Regions from separate parts of the Homo sapiens genome. Here region 1 is linked to region 2. A link is a loop called in an ENCODE intact Hi-C map of the cell type or tissue named here. Cell type or tissue: HepG2. All regions are shown on one strand. Links, peaks and the distances in the headings refer to the core of each region. The heading gives the core; the rest is flanking DNA.

Region 1 (8,724 bases), core at 431-8,430, 280 kb after region 2:
AACAGAGCGAGACTCCATCTGAAAAAAAAAAAAAAAAAGAATTTTTTAGTTGTAAGAGACTGTTAAGTAGTGAACCCTAATTAAACAAGGCTAAGGGGAAGAAAGGAAATTTATGAGCTCATAGAACTTAATTGTCCAGGTAAGGTTCGTGTCAGTATCATCAGAAACTCAGGCACTCTCTCTCCTTCTGTCAGTTCTGCTTTCCATTCTCAGGCAGACTCACCCCTTGCGGCAACGTAACTGCCAGCAGTTCCAGGCTTAGGTGGTCTTTTCTCAGCAACTCCCACAAAGCCTTGCTCTTACAAATACTTCCGTAAAACCTGGACCTGACTCTGGCCAGAACTGTGTCACACTGTTACGGGTGGAGGGTGTCCAGGTTCTTGACGTTTTGAAAAAAGAATTGGACGAAACGCACAAAGCAATGAAAGAAAAGCACAGATTTATTGAAACGAAAGTACACTCCACAGAGTAGGGAGCAGGTTAGAGGAAGTGACTCAACAATGCTGGTTACAGAATTTTCTGGGGTTTAAATACCCTTCAGAGGTTTCCCATTGGTATGCCCTATGTAAATGAAGAGGGTAAGTGAAGTTACAAAGTTATTTACTTGGCATACACCCCATGGAAATGAAGAGGATGTTTCCTGCCATAGCTGAAGTGAAGTTACAAAGTTATTTAGTTGGGCATAGAAAGTTGGGGTTTTGGCCTGGAGGTGGGAGAGCGGGGAGGGCTCATGCCTGTAATCCAAACACTTTCGGAGGCGGAGGTGGGCGGACCTTTGGCCAACATAGTGAAACTCCGTCTCTACTAAAAATACAAAAATTAGCCTAGCATGGTGGGGGGTGCCTGTAATCCCAGCTACTTGGGAGGCTGAGGCAGGAGAATTGCTTGAACCCGGGAGGCGGAAGTTGCAGTGAGCCAAGATCAGGCCACTGAACTCCATCTAGAAAAAAAAAAAGACAGTTAATTGGGGTTTTTCCCTTTTATTGAGTTCTAGGAAGTATGTATGTTTGTTTGTTTATTTATTAAAACAGAGTCTCACTTTGTTGCCCAGGCTGTAGTGCAGTGGTAGGATCTTGGCTCACTGCAACCTCTGCCTCCCAGGTTCAAGCGATTTTCCTGCCTCAGCCTCCCAAGTAGCTGGGATTACAGGTGCTCACCACCACACCAAGCTAATTTTTCTATTTTTAATAGAGATAGAATTTCACCATGTTGGCCAGGGTGGCCTCGAACTCCTGATCTCAGGTGATCCACCGGCCCCGGCATCCCAACGTGCTGGGATTACAGGTGTGAGCCACTGCACTCGGCCTAGTTCTAGGAAGTTTTTAGGTTCCCTGCCTCCAGACCCCATTCTCCTGCATCAACATAAGCATCCTGAATCAATCATCCAGGCAGGACGGGCAGGTTATACAGTTTTGTTGTAAACAGTTATGTTAAGGCCAGGCACGGTGGCTCACACCTGTAATCCCAGCACTTTGGGAGGCCAGGGTGGGCAGATCACTTGAGGCCAGGAGTTCGAGACCAACCTGGCCAACACGGTGTAACCCCATCTCTACCAAAAATACAAAAATTACCCAGGTGTAGTGGCATGCACCTGTAACCTCAGCTACACGGGAGGCTGAGGGAGGAGAATCACTTGAACCCAGGAGGCAGAGGTTGCAGTGAGCTGAGATTGGCCACTGCACTCCAGCCTGGGCAACACAGCCAGACTCTGGATCAAAAAAAAAAAAAAAAAAAAAAAAAAAAAAGAACAATGCTCCTTGATAGCTGCTGTTCTACAACACAGAGACTAAGGGGTATTGAAAGATGATCCTCAAAGATGTCCATGTGGTGGCCAGGCGCAGTGGCTCACTCCTGTAATCCCAGCACTTTGGGAGGCCAAGGCGGGTGGATCACGAGGTCAGGAGATCAAGACCATCCTAGCTAACAGGGTGAAACCCCATCTCTACTAAAAAATACAAAAAATTAGCCGGGTGTGGTGGTGGGTGCCTGTTGTCCCAGCTAGTCGGGAGGCTGAGGCAGGAGAACAGCGTGAACCCGGGAGGCGGAGTTTGCAGTGAGCGGAGATCACGTCACTGCACTCCAGCCTGGGCAACAGAGTGAGACTCCGTCTCAAAAAAAAAAAAAGAAGAAGAATCAAATTCAGGGCTGGGTGCAGTGGCTCATGCCTGTAATCCCAGTACTTTGGGAGGCCGAGGCAGACAGATCACCTGACGTCAGGAGTTCGAGACCAGCCTGGCCAACATGGTGAAACCCCATCTCTACTAAAAATATAAAAATCAGCCGGGCGTGGTGGCTGGCGCCTGTAATCCCAGCTACTTGGGAGGCTGAGGCAGGAGAAGTGCTTGAACCTGGGAGGCAGAGGTTGTAGTGAGCCGAGATTGTGCCATTGTGCTCCAGCCTGGGCGACAAGAGCAAGACACCATCTCACACACACACATACACACACACACCAAAAAGGTGAAGAATCTGGCTGGTCATGGTGGCTCACACCTGTAATCCCTGCACTGGGATTACGCCAAGGCAGGTGGATCACCTGAGGTCAGGAGTTCGAGACCAGCCTGGCCATCATGATAAAACCCCGTATCTACTAAAAATACAGAAGTTAGCCGGGCGTGGTGGCCCACACCTGTAATCCCAGCTACTTGGGAGGCTGAGGCAGGAGAATCACTTGAACCTAGGAGGCAGAGGTTGCATTGAGCCAAAATCACCGCACTGCACTCTGGCCTGGGTAACAGAGTGCGACTCCACCTCAAAAATATAAAAGAAGAAGAATCTAATTTGGTAGGTTTAGGGTGAGGCCTGAGGTTTTGCACTTCTTACAAATTGTTAGGCCCTGCCAGTGCTGCTGCTCCAGGAGCCACACTTTGAGAAGTGACGTTCCTCTAGAGAATGTCTAATTTGCCACCTTTAAACCCTATTCCTGCGGCCAGGTGCAGTGGCTCACACCTGTAATCCCAGCAGTTTGGGAGGCTGAGACTGGTGGATCACGAGGTCAGGAGATTGAGACCATCCTGGCTAACACGGTGAAACCCCGCCTCTATTAAAAAAAATACAAAAAAATCAGCTGGGCGTGGTGGTGAGCACCTGTAGTCCCAGCTACTCGGGAGGCTGAGGCAGGAGAATGGCGTGTACCCGGGAGGCGGAGCTTGCAGTGAGCCGAGATCGCGCCACTGCACCGCAGCCTGGGCGATAGAGGGAGACTCTTGTCTCAAAAACGACAACAAAAAAACCCTATTCCCTTTCTTATGGTTTCTGTATTTTCACCTATAAAAGAATAAGATAAACAGGGCGCGGTGACTAATGCTTGTAATCTCAGCACTTTAGGAGGCCGAGGCAGGTAGATTGCTTGAGGACAGGAGTTCAAGACCAGCCTGACCAACATGGTGAAACTCCGTCCCTACTAAAACTACAAAAATTAGCCGGGTGTAGTGGCAGGCACCTGTAATCCCAGCTACTCGGGAGGCTGAGGCAGGAGAATCACTTGAACCTGGGTGGCAGAGGTTGCATCGCGCCACTGCACTCCAGCCTCGGTGACAGAGCAAGACTCCATCTCAAAAAAAAAAAAAAAAGAATACGATATTGGGATTTTACAGTGCTTCCAAACAGAAAAACAGCAATGGTTAAATATGGCAGTTTAAAAATAGCCACATCCAGCCAGGCGTGGTGCCTCATGCCTGTAATCCCAGCACTTTGGGAGGCCGAGATGGGTGGATCACCTGAGGTCAGGAGTTTGAGACCAGCCTGGCCAACATGGCGAAATCCCATCTCTACTGAAAATAAAAAAATCAGTCGGGCGTTGTGGCATGTACCAGTAATCCAGCTACTCGGGGGCTGAGGCTGGAGGATCACTTGAACCTGGGAGACAGAGGTTGCAGTGAGCCGAGATCGTGGCACTGCACTCCAGCCTGGGCAACAGAGTGAGACTCTGTCTCAAAAAAAAAAAAAAAAAAAAAAAAAAAGTCACGTCCTTTCTTCATCAAAACAATTCTCGTTTTGAGGGTGGCGGGGGGCGTGGCGGGGGGGTGGGTGTTGTGAGTTTCAGAGGGCTATGATAGACCACTAGTGACAACTTGTGGCTAGTTCTTATCATTACAATCACATTTTGCGTTCCCTTTCAAATGTAACACAATTACAAAAATCAACATTGGGTATTCTGTTTCATTTACATAGTTTTGTGAAACTAAAATGTGTTTAACTTTTCATTTTGAGATGATTATAGATTCATCAGAGGGTCCCAAGAAATGTATAGGGAAGTTCCACGGACCCTTCTCTCAGCCTCCCCCAATGTTAACGTATTAAATATCAAAACCAAGAAAGTGACATTGGTACAGTCTATAGATGTAATGCAGTTTTCACAGTTATACCTGCTCTCCTTTGTGACAAAAACACTTTGACATATCAAGGAAGATGTATCAGGCCAACAAGAATCTCTTTCTTTGGTGGTTAAATAATATTAAATTCAACAACCAACTAGAAATTCTTAGTTTTGTAATAAAGCAAAATGAATCTCAGCATTCTACAACTTACAGTTTTGTTGAAACAAATCTTGTTGCCCAGGCTAGAGTGGTGCCATCATGACTCACTGCAGCCTCGACCTCCCAGCTCACAGCTCGAATGATCCTCCCACCTCAGCCTCCTGGGTGGATGGAACTACAGGGACACAACGCAACACCCAATTTTTTTTTTTTTTTTGAGACAGCGTCTCACTCTGTCACCCAGGCTGGAGTCTGGAGTGCAGTGGCGTGATCACGGCTCGCTGCAATCTCTGCCTCCCAGGTTCAAGCAGTTCTCCTGCTTCAGCCTCCTGAGTATCTGGGACTACAGACATGCCACACCTGGCTAATTTTTTTTTTGTATTTTTAGTAGAGACAGGGTTTTGTCATGTTGGCCAGGCTGGTCTCAAACCCCTGACTTCAGGAGATCCACCGGCCTTGGCCTCCTAAAGTGCTGGGATTACAAGCGTGAGCCACCACACCCAGCCCCCAACTGATTTCTTGTACTTTTTTTTGTAGAGATGAGGTTTTGCCAGGCAGGTCTCGAACTCCTGACCTCAAGTGATCTAGCCACCATGGACTCCCAAAATGCTGGGATTACTGGTGTGAGTGACCACATGAGGCCTCTAGCTTTGTGTGTGTGTGTGTGTGTGTCTGTGTGTGTGTGTGTGAGAGAGAGAGAGTTTCACTCTTGTTGCTCAGGGTGGAGTGCAATGGTGCAATCTCGGCTCACCACAACTTCCGCCTTCCAGATTCAAGCAATTCTCCTGCCTCAGTCTCCCAAGTAGCTGGGATTACAGGCATGTGCTGCCACGCCCAGCTAATTTTGTATTTTTAGTAGAAATGGGGTTTCTCAATGTTGGTCAGGCTGGTCTTGAACTACTGACCTCAGGTGATCCATCTGCTTCGGCCCTCCAGAGTGCTGGGATTACAGGCATGAGCCGCTGCATCCAGCCATTTTCTTCTTTTTTTTTTTTTTTGAGACGAAGTCTCGTTCTTGTCATCCAGGCTGGAGTGCAATGGTGCGACCTTGGCTCATTGCAACCTCTGCCTCCCAGGTTCAAGTGATTCTCCTGCCTCAGCCTCCCGAATAGCTGGGATTACAGGCTCCTGCCACCACGCCCAGCTAATTTTAGTATTTTTAGTAGAGACGGGGTTTCGTCATGTTGGCCAGACTGGTCTCAAAGCCCTGACCTCAGGCGATCCACTCGCCTCAGCCTCCCAAAGTGTTGGGATTACAGGCGTGAGCCACCGTGCCCGGCCTAGCTTTCTTCTTTTGCTCAGGATTACTTTGGATATTTGGGCTCACTTTGGTTCCACATGAATTTTAGGATTTTTTTTTCTATCTCTGAAAATGTCATTGGTATTTTGATAGGGATTGAAATGAATCTGTAGATCACTTTGGACAGCGTGGTCACTGAAGGGAAAAACACCACGACAACAATGACACAGAAGACTTCTGTAACCAAATGTGTAGGGATTTCTCCCCACACACCAAGCAACCAATCAATTCTACATCAGACATCTGCTGGGTGTCCTCCGACTTTTTTTTTTTTTTTTGGTTGGGGGGACACAGAGTCTCTGTAGCCCAGGCTGGAGTGCCATGGTGTGATCTCGGCTCACTGCAACATCCGCCTCCCGGGTTGAAGTGATTCTCCTGCCTCAGCCTCCTGAATAGCTGGGATTACAGGTGCCTGCTACCATGCCCGGGTAATTGTTGTATTTTTAGTAGAGACAGGGTTTCACCATGTTGTCCAGGCTGGTCTTGAACTTCTGACCTCACGTGATCCACCCTCCTTGGCCTCCCAAAGTTCTGGGATTACAGGCATGAGCCACTGCACCCGGCATTTTTTTTTTTCCTTTTAAACAAGGTCTAGCTCTGTTGCACAGGCTGGAGTGCAGTGGCTCAATCTCAACCTCTCAGACTCAAAGTGATCCACCCACCTCAGCTTTCCAAGTAGCTGGACCACAGGCAAGTGCTATCATGCCTGGCTGTTTTTGTTTGTTTTGTTTTGTTTTTCTTTTTTTGAGACGGAGTCTTGTTCTGTCACCCAGGCTGGAGTGCAATGGCGCGGTCTAGGTTCACTGCAGCCTCCACATCCCAGGTTCAAGCTATTTTCTTGCCTCTGCCTTCTGAGTAGCTGGGACTACAGGGACACACCGCCATGCTTTGATAATTTTTGTATTTTTAGTAGAGACAGGGTTTCACCATGTTGGCCAGGCTGGTCTGAAACTCCTGAGCGCAAGTGATCTGCCCGCCTCGGCCTCCCAAAGTGCTGGATTACAGGCGTGAGCCACAGCACCTGGCCTGTTTTTGTATTTTTTATAGAGACAGGCTTTTGCCATGTTAACCAGGCTAGTCTCGAACTCCTGAACTCAAGCAATCTACCTGCCTTGGCCTCCCAAAGTGCTGGGATTACAGGCATGAGGCACCACGCCCAGCCTCAATTCTGACAGTATCTACCTCACTGATACAGCATCAGGCCCCACAACTGAGGGCTCACTCCCACCAAGCAGCCCTCTCCCTTCCCACCAGTCACAAATCTGAGCCTCCAGAACTTCTGACTTGTTTCAACTTGGTGTTCCCACAACCCTCTCTTTGGGTTCATTTAATTGCTAATGCAGCTTAGAGAACCCAGGGAAACACATTTACTGGTTTATTATAAAGGATGTTACCGGGCAAGAGATGACGGCTCACGCCTGTAATCCCAGCACTTTGGGAGGCAAAGGCAGGCAGATTACCTGAGGTCAGGAGTTTGAGACCAGCCTGGACAACAAGGCAAAACCTTGTCTCTACTACAAATCCAAACATTAGCCTGGTGTGGGGGCTCACACCTGTAATCCCAGCTACTCAGGAGGCTGAGGCAAGAGAATCCCTTGAACCCAAGAGGCAGAGCCTGAAGTAAGCTGAGATTGCACCACTGCACTCCAGCCTGGGCTACAGAGTGAGACTCTGTCTCAAAAAACAAAACAAAACAAAACAAAAAAACGACACACACACACACACACACACACACACACAAGGATGGCATCGGCTCACACTTTGGGAGGCCAAGGCAGGTGGATCACTTGAGGTCAGGACGTCAAGACCAGCCTGGCCAACATGGTGAAACCCCTTCTCTACTAAAAATCCAAAAAGTAGCCAGGCATGGTGGTGGGCACCTGTAATCCCAGCACTTTGGGAGGCTGAGGTGGGCAGATCACTTGAGATCAGGAGTTCAAGACCAGCCTAGCTAACATGGAGAAATTCTGTCTCTATTAAAAAATACAAAAATTTTGTGTTTTTTGTATTAAATACAAAAAATACAGCCGGGCGTGATAGCACAGTAATCCCAGCTACTTGGGAGGTTGAGTCAGGACAATCACTTGAACCTAGGAAGCAGAGGTTGCAGTGAGCCGAGATTACACCACTGCACTCCAGCCTGGGCGACAGAGCAAGACTGTCTAAAAAAAATTAAAAAAAATAAAAAAGATGTTACCAAGGATACAGATGAAGAGATGCATAGGGTGAGGTGTGGGGAAAGGGGCTCAGAGCTTCCCTGACCTTCTTGGGTCAGCCACCCTCCAGGAACCTCCCCGTGTTCAGCTCTCTGGAAGTTCCCTGAACCCTGTGCTCTTAGGCACTGGATAGTTGTGACGAACAACCAGACAGAAACATGACTGGACACAAAGGCCATGATCTAACAGACGAAGTGGAGAAACAGAGCAAGGCTCCAATTCTTCATGCTTTCTGTGGCCCCTTCTTCCAGGGTATATGGCAGGATCTCCTCTGAAGTAGGGGGTATTGTGACCTGCAATCAAAGTAGGTTAGACGACATTCCTTCTTCCAGGGTATGGGGTAGACCCCTTCTGAAATGGGAGTATTGTCACCTACTGTCAGACAAGGTACGTCACCGAATTTACTTTTTTTTTTTTTTGTGGAGACGGAGTCTCGCTCTGTCGCCAGGCTGGAGTGCAGTGGTGAGATTTCTGCTCGCTGTAACCTCCTCCTCCTGGCTTCAAGCCTCAGCCTCCTGAGTAGCTGGGACTACAGGTACGCGCCACCATGCCCAGCTAATTTTTGTATTTTTAGTAGAAACGGGGTTTCATCATATTGACCAGGTTGGGTCTTGACCTCGTGATCCACCCACCTCGGCCTCCCAAAGTGCTGGGATTACAGGCGTGAGCCACTGTGCCTGGCCACAGAACTTTATAGCCAACTGCAAGAAGAAAGGTGAGAAGATTCCTGCCT
Region 2 (8,724 bases), core at 395-8,394:
CCTGACCAATGAGGGGAAAAAAAGCCTAGAGGGGAAAAAAAAGGAGCTTGACTACTCTCCTAGCCTTGTAAACAGAGATCTCAGGTCAGAAGGCAAGACGGTGTAGTGGTTGTTTCTTTTTAATTGCAGTATAATTATATTTTAAAAACATAAAACTGACCATTTTAACCATTTCATTTATTTTAAAAGACAGGGTCTCAGCTGGGCGCGGTGGCTCACGCTTGTAATTCCAACACTTTGGGAGGTCGAGGCGGGCAGATCACGAGGTCAGGAGTTTGAGACCAGCCTGGCCAACACAGTGAGACCCCATCTCTACAAAAAATTTAAAAATTATCTGGGCATGGTGGCGAGTGCCTGTAATCCCGGCTACTCGGGAGGTGGAGGCAGGAGAATCGCTTGAACCCGGGAGGCAGAGTTTGCAGTGAGCCAAGATCGCGCCACTGCACTCCAGCACTGCACTCTGGGCAAAAGAGCTAGATTCCGTCTCAACAAACAACAACAACAACAAGGTCTCAATCCGTCACCAAGGCTGGAGTACAGTGGTGTGGTCATGGCTCACTGCAGCCTACACCTCCCGGGCTCAAGCAATCCTCTTGCCTCAGCCTCCCAAGTAGCTGGGACTACAGGCACTGTGCCACCACGCCCACCTCATTCTTGTATTTTTTGTAGAGACGGAGTTTCACTACGTTGCCCAGGCTGGTCTTAAACTCCTGGGCTCAAGCGATCCACCTGCCTCAGCCTCCCAAAGTGCTAAGATTACAGGCATGAGCCACGGCACCCGGCCCATTTTAACCACTTTTAAGTATTCAGTTGAGTGGCGTCGTGTCCACTCATGACATTGCGCAACCATCACTACTGTCTAGTTGTGTAGTCTGACATTGGGTTTGTCTTTCCCAGTGCTCAGGTTAGGAAAAGCCAACGGGAGGCCTGACTTAGCAAGGCCTTTGGAAATGGCTCTTATCACAGCAGCAGCGGGTTTTTCAAAGCTCCAGGTTTAAGGCCTCCCAAGAGGACAAGGAAGTAATTCGGGAGGCCAGAGGTCTGCTCACACCTGCTCAGCGTTCATTCTAGGTCCCACATCTCTGCCTCTCTCCCTCAAACTCACCTCCACCCACACCTTTTGGTTTTCAAGGTGTGATTTTTGTTTGTTTGTTTTTGTTTTGTTTTGTTTTTTAAAGATGGGCTCTCACTCTGTTGCCCACGCTGGAGTGCAGTGGTGTGATCGTAGCTCACTGCAGCCTCAACCTCCTGGGCTCAAGTGATCCTCCCACCTCAGCCTCCCAAGTAGCTGGGTCTACTTGACTCAATTCTCCCATTTAAAGCACAAAACTCAACTGGCGCGGCAGCTCATGCCTGTAATCCCAGCACTTTGGGAGGCCGAGATGGGTGGATCACAAGATCAGGAGTTCAAGACCAGCCTGGCCAACATGGTGAAACCCTGTCTCTACTAAAAATACAAAAATTAGCAGGGCACGGTGGCATGTGCCTGTAATCCCAGCACTTTGGGAGGCTGAGGCGAGTGGATCACTTGAGGCCAGGAGTTCAAGACCAGCCTGGACAACATGGTGAAAACCCGTCTCAACTAAAAGTACAAAAAATTAGCTGGGCATGGTGGTGCCTGTAATCCCAGCTACTTGGGAGGCTGAGGCGGGAGAATCACTTGAACCCAGGAGGCAGAGGTTGCAGTGAGCCGAGATTGTGCCACTGCACTCCAGCCTGGGTGACAGAGTGAGACTCCATTTCAAAAAAATAAATTAATTAAATTAAAATAAAGCATACAACTCAATGGTTTTTAAGATAGTAAGGGAGTTTGGCAATCATTACCACAACCAATTTCATAATTTCCTCACTGCAAAAAGAAATCCCATACCTAGTAAACAATCACCTCTGGTGCCTCTGACCCCAGTCCTTGGCCACCACTGATCTGCTTTGTGTCCTTATGGATTTGTCTATTCTGGACATTTCACATAAATGGAATGGTTTAGTAGGTGGCCTTTGTCTGGCTTCTTTCACTCAGCATGACAGTTTTGGGGCTCAGCCACGAAACGTGAAATAGTGTGTCATTCCTTTCCGTGGCTGAATAATGCACTGAAAGGATAGACCACTTTCTATGTAGCCATTTATCTCGTGATGGACAGTTAAATGTACTTTTAATGGAATTTTCTTAGAGTCAAATTAAGACACAGTTGACTGGTTGGCACACCATGTTTTATGAAAACTTAATCATTTATGCTTTTAGACTTGGCCCATTTTCTTTTCATATTTTGAAATCAATGATTCTACCTCCCTTTTCCCAAGCTCAAGCATTTTCCTTTATTTTCTTTTTTTGAGACGGAGTTTCGCTCTTGTTGCCCAGGCTAGAGTGCAATGGCGCAACCTCGGCTCACTGCAACCACCACCTCTCAAGTTCAAAGCGATTTTCCTGCCTCAGCCTCCCGAGTAGCTGGGACTACAGGCATGTGCCGCCACGCCTGGCTAATTTTGTGTATTTTTAGTAGAGCTGGGGTTTCACTATGTTGGCCAGCCTGGTCTCGAACTCCTGGCCTCAGGTGATCCACCTGCCTCGGCCTCCCAAAGTGCTGGGATTACAGGCATGAGCCACTGAGCCTGGCCCCCAGCTCAAGCATTTTCTCTAGCAGGGTTCAGGAGCACCTGACCCACAGGGATAAAGACCTAAAAGACCCTTCAGCTCACAGCTGCTTGGGGACTACGATGGGTTCGGGCGTGGCTGCCAAATGCTGTGGGGAAGAGCATCCTGGGGGGCGAGTGGGGGGGTGCTGGCTTGGAGGAGTCAGTGGGGAAACGAGATGCACAGGCAGAAGATCTTCAGCACACCACAGACAGACCTCACGCAGAGAAAGGAACAGTTATTCTGGCAGGAACTCGTGGAAGCAGTTTACAAAGGAGAGATTTCCCTGGATCTCAAAGAATAGATGGCATTGTTGTTAGGAAACTATCAGACTAGGCAAAGCATTCCTTGTATATTGACTCATTCATCAACTTCTCCTGCAAAATCCCTGCAAGGTGAACTAGGTCATCCCATGGTACAGATGAGGAAACAGAGATACAGAGAGGTTAAGACACTTGCCCTAAGTCACACAGCTCAGGAGGATTTTAACCCCATCTGGCTCCAGAGTCCCTGCTCTGTTAGCTCTGGCAGCTTTGGTCCATCACTTTCTTTCTCCGTCTTCTCCCCCAGGAGACTCAAGTCTCTGACCACAGGCCTGAATTCCTCCCCCATTCAAAGTCAGGAGCCTGAGCAGAGACCTTGCAATTCTCAATGCGATGGCTTCTCGCCAATCACAGTGGGTATTGGCTACAAATGCAGATTCCCAGGCCCATTCCAGACCAGGACAATCAGACTCCCTAGGGTGGGGCCCTCCCTCCAGGCCATTCTGATGACCAGCTGTGTTTGCATTGCCCCAGCCTACCCGAGTCTGCCTGGGAAGGGTCTCTGTACCGCTGGCCTCACTTTGTGTCTACATTGTCACAGGCCCAAAACCCAGTAAGGTGGTTTGATAGAACATGGGGACACAGGATTCGATTCACAAAGACTCAGACCCTCCTATACAAGCCATCCACCATAGATCCAGCCTCCCACCTCCTCTTCCTCCCACCAAAGAAAGTCCTGCTTCTACCTAGAGAAAATTTACGGGGTTGGGGTTGGGTTTGCCAGCGACTGGGGATCGAGCTTCCTTCCAGTCAGTGTGAGTTCAGCCGGAGTATGGATTGAAGCCCATCAGGCTCAGGTCAGAGTCACCAGAGTTCAGAAGCCCTTTTGGTGGGTGCAGTGGCTCAGGCCTTTACTCCCAGCACTTTGGGAGGCTGAGGCAGAGGGATTGTTTGAGCCCAGGAGTTCAAGACCAGCCTGAGGAACACAGGGAGACCTTGTCTCTACAAAAATAAAAGCCGGGTGTGGTAGTGCACACCTGTAGTCCCAGCTACTCAGGAGGCTGGGGCAGGAGGATTTCTTGAGCGCAGGAGGTTGAAGCTGCAGTGAGCTGTGATCACGCCACTACACTGCAGCCTGGGTGACAGAGCAAGACTGTTTTTAAAAAAAAAAAAAAAAGGCAGCCTTTTCATTTGTGTATTAGCTTGTTCTCACACTGCTATAAAGAAAGACCTGAGACTGGGTAATTTATAAAGGAAAGTGGGTTAATTGGTTCACTGTTCGGGAAGGTGTACAGGAAGTATATGGTAGCACCTGCCTCTGGGGAGGCCTCAGGTAGCTTTCACTCATGGCAGAGGGCAAAGCGGGAACAGGCGTCTTACATGGCAGGCGCAGGACCGAGAGAGGCATGGCAGAGGTACCACACTCTTAAACAACCAGATCCCTCTGCTCTGCCTATTAATCCTTCCCTTTCCCTTACCACGCCCCCCACCAACCCCAAAACCGCTGATCTTTTTACTGTCTCCAGTTTTGCCTTTTCCAGAATGTCACAGAGTTGGAATCCTACAGTGTTTCTTCAATTCTTTTCAGAATGAAGCAGGTTTTTTTGTTTTTGTTTTTGTTTTGTTTTGTTTTTTGAGACAGGGTCTCACTCTGTCACCCAGGCTGGAGTGCAATGGCGCCATCTCAGCTCACTGCAACTTCCGCCTCCCGGGTTCAAGCGATTCTCCTGCCTCAGCCTCCCAAGTAGCTGGGATTACAGGTGCCCACCACCATGCACAGCTAATTTTTGTATTTTCAGTAGAGATAGGGGTTTCACCATGTTGGCCAGGCTGGTCTCAAACTCCTGACCTCAAGTGACCTACACCTGCCTCAGCCTCCCAAAGTGCTGGGATTACAGGTGTGAGCCACTACACCCGGCCTGAAGCAGCTTTCTTTTTAAACCACCAAAAGATATTTTGCAGAGCTAGGGTAAGCGGGTGAGAGAGCCACAGATACCCCATGATAGAGAAGAAGTAACCAGCAGGGGGCAGTGAGCTCCTCTCGCCTGGCCTTCATGAAGCACTCACTACTGCCACCTTATCTTCAACACAAAAGATGAACAAGAGGCTGGGCTAGGTGGCTCACGCCTGTAATCCCAGCACTTTGGGAGGCTGAGGCAAGCGGATCACTTGAAGTCAAGAGTTCGAGACTAGCCTGGCCAACATGTGAAACCCTGTCTCTACCAAAAAATACAAAAATTAGCCAGGCATGGTGGCATACACCTGTATAGTCCCAGCTACTCGGGAGGCTGAGGCAAGAGAATTGCTGGAACCCAGGAAGGGGAGGTTGCAATGAGCTGAGATCACGCCACTGTACTCCAGCCTGGGCAATAGAGTGAGACCCTGTATCAAAAAAAAAAAAAAAAAGATTGACAGAGAAATTGGCTCCCTGTTGTTTACTAGTAAGGTTGGAAAAGTCAGGTGGATGGAAGAAGGTGGGGAGTGGATGCGAGAGAGCAGGGAGGGATGGTTCATCCCTTTGCTTATTTATTCAATTAGCAGTGTGACCTTAGAAAAGTTACTTAACCTCTCTGGACTCCTTTACTCATTGGCAAAATAAAGGGGCTAGAAATTCCTGACAAAGTGTCTTCTGGCTCCATGTTGTGTTCAAGTGGAGAACAGAGAGTTCAGAAAGAAACCAAGTACACACAGGAGTAGGCACATGATAAAAATAGCATTGCATCTAGTTGGGGAGAACAACAGATTCAAAGATGGACAAAGTATACGAGCATCCCGTTCACAGAAAAGGACACAAAAAAAGACACAGATAGAGTTTCGGCAAAGAGGCTCAACCTTAGACATTAAAAAAATTCAAATTAGGCTGGGTGCATTGGCTCACGCCTATAGCCCCAGCACTTTTGGAGGCTGAGGAGGGCAGATCATCTGAGGTCCAGAGTTCGAGACCAGCCTGGCCAACATGGTGAAACCCCGTCTCTGCTAAAAATACAAAAATTAGCTTGGTATGTTGGCACACGCCTGTAATCCCAGCTACTCGGGAGGTTGAGGCAGAAGAATCACTTGAACCCAGGAGATGGAGGTTGCTGTGAGCCAAGATCACTCCACTAAAAAAGAAATGCAAATTGAAGCTACAAAACTCAGGCTGGGTGCGGTGGCTCACACCTGTAATCCCAGCACTTTGGGAGGCTGTGGCAGGCGGATCGCTACTTGGGAGATTGAGGCAGGAGGATTGCTTGAACCCGGGAGGCCGAGGTTACAGTGAGCTGAGATCGCACCACAGCACTTAAACCTGGAGACAGAGCAAGACCCCATCCGAAAAAAAAAAAAAAAAAAAGAAGAAGAAGAAATTTTAAAAATTAAGTGAAAAGGCCATGAAGCCTGGATGAAGTAATTGGCGACTAGTGGAGAAACAGGACATGGGCCCTCAGGGAAAAGAAAGAGGAAACAGCACATTGAGGTTTTGCAGGTTAAAGGTGAATGGTAGATCACTTCATATTTGGAGTACGTGAAACTCAAGCAATTTAATCTTTTCAAGGGCAAAGACTATCCTCCCTTTTGTATTGCTCATAACACCTTCACATTGTGGCCATAAAAACGCTGGCTGGGTAGGGAAGGGGAGGCACATTTTCTCTGTCCTAGCAATTCCCCTTCTAGAAATTAACCCAGGCCGGGCACAGTGGCTCCCACCTGTAATCCCAGCACTTTAGGAGGCGAAGGCAGGCATAACACCCAAGGTCTCGAGTTCAAGACCAGCCTGGCCAACAAGGTGAAACCCTGTCTCTACTAAAAATACAAAAATTAGCCGGGCATGGTGGCGTGCGCCTGTAATCCCAGCTGCTCCGGAGGCTGAGGCAGGAGAATTGCTTGAACCTGGGAGGCAGAGGTTGCAAAGAACCGAGATTGCACCACTGTACTCTAGCCCAGGCAACAGAGGGAGACTCCGTCTCAAAAAAAAAAAAAAAGTTAACCTTGTCCTGCTCCTGGAAGGAAACTCCAGGCCCTTGGAATGTGCTGCCTGATGGTAATGTCAGTGTCTTTGTTTACCTGGGGGCCTGGAACCACGCCAGCCAGTCTCTGCTAATGACATGATTTAGGGTGGGGGGTTTGGGCCAGGTGATACCAGCATGACCTCTGGAGGGGCTGGAGACTGAGGTCAACTATGGGCCATTGGCCATGACTGGTTGCCAATAAAAACATTGCACACAAGGCTCTGGTGAGCTTCCTTGGTTGGCAATGCTCTGTGCACATTGCCACACATTATGGCTGGGAGAAATAAGTACTGTCCACGAGTCCACAGGGAGAGGACATCTGGGAGCTTGTGCCTGGCCTCCCTGCCTTATGCACCTTTTCCCTTTACTGATTTTACTCTCTTTCCCTGTAATCAACAGCAGCCATGAGTGCAATGTCTTTTCTGAGCTCTGTGATTCCTTCTAGAAAACCATAGAGGCCGAGAGTGATCTCGGGCCCCTCCTGAAATGCAAACATCTACTGTGTGCCAGTCACTGTTTACTGGGGATACAGCATCAGACAGATGAAAGCCCCTGCCTTCAAGGAGCTGACTTTCTAGTGCAGGAAGACAGATCAGAAGCAAGACAAATAGGCTGAGTGTGGTAGCTCAGCAATTTGAGAGGCCGAGGTGAGAGGATGAAGAGTTTGAGACCAGCCTGGCCAACGCAGTGAGACCCCATCTCTATGAATAAGAAACAAGAAAAGATGACAAAGAAGCTTGTCTTTCAGGAGCAGACGTATAGGGGGCCAGGAAACGCCTCGAGACACAGGCTTGGCACCTATGAGCCAGTCTCCATTAGGACCAGGTCATATTCAGCTTTGATAAGCAGGAGTGGAACAAGCCAAGCAAGTGACACTCAATTTTGCAAGCAGCAGCCACCTGTGTCCCCTTCTCATCGTGGACTCCCGGGTGTGGGTCAGCATCAGCACACCTGGCTTGGGTGAGGATGAGCTGGTGGCCACCTCTGTGTCATTTGAAAACACCCATGTTTCTTTCACAGGCGGACCATAGGTGCTGCCTATCGCCCGGGAAATAAAACATGTAGTTTATGAGTGCAAACAAGGAAAAAGTTCAAGCACAAAAACACAAATGCCTCTGGGAGGATTGACATGTTAGCTGAGGAATCCCAGCTTGGAACCTGGGACCGGTAACTTCACCTGTCAGAATTTCAGTTTGTCTGTAAAATGGAGAGGGGATGTTCATCTTACAGAATCGTTGTGAAATTCAATAACAGAATGTGCCCCGCCCATGGCAGGCACTCAACAGATACTCACTGCTGCTCTGTGCTGGGGTGATCTACAGTCATTGGTCATTATCTTCCTGGCATCCAGAAGCTTACTCACTAATTTACCTTTACTGTTTACAGGTTGACATCATTTCACAATCAAAGATCGAGTGCCAATTCCTATAGCTGTCAGGAGCTCAGCTGAGCTGCAAGAGGGCGGGCTGAGCTGTCAGGTGGCAAAGCAATAAGCCAAAAATGACAGCGTTACGCCCGTGATCACTCACCGTGATGGTACAAGCAGGAGGTTAAAACCGGAGAAAGCACCAACTGCCCTTCTCCCGTTTCCCCACGGAACAGGGCATCAGTTGAGGATCTGGTGTATCATCCAGATGTGGGGGAACCAGGCAAAAGGCTCCTGACAGTATTATGGACCTGGGTAGGGGGCAAGAGAGGGGGCTAGGACTGGAAAAGTACTGAGTAACAAGCCAGGGTGGGGAAAAGGGTCTTCTTTTCCCTCCTTCTGGTCATAAGAGAACCCTGAAGAAGATCCCTGCCCAAGGCCTCAGATCAGGAGACCTAGGAAGGCAGGCAGCAGGGCTAA

What was found. A loop is a pair of places that touch in the nucleus more often than their neighbours do. Peaks named below come from ENCODE experiments on the same cell type or tissue, not always from the same donor. Only the 100,000 strongest peaks of a DNase experiment are listed, where the experiment ranks them.
Region 1: it touches region 2 in a loop (13-fold over the local background); 37 of 110 quality-filtered maps call a loop at or near these places.

Annotation. Positions count from the first base shown.
Region 1 is chr16:11,809,825-11,818,548 of GRCh38, forward strand. No RefSeq gene overlaps it. Among named protein-coding and RNA genes, the nearest start is that of BCAR4, 15 kb to the right of the region's middle. In HepG2, for the core only: a CTCF peak has its summit at 4,070; no DNase peak of the experiment used is centred there; H3K4me3 peaks cover 836 bases; H3K27me3 peaks cover 475 bases.
Region 2 is chr16:11,527,403-11,536,126 of GRCh38, forward strand. It overlaps a transcript of LOC400499 not described here. Among named protein-coding and RNA genes, the nearest start is that of LITAF, 55 kb to the right of the region's middle. RefSeq lists enhancers at 1-108, 109-1,042. In HepG2, for the core only: a CTCF peak has its summit at 4,936 (motif pointing right); DNase peaks (open chromatin) are centred at 2,988, 4,939 and 8,209.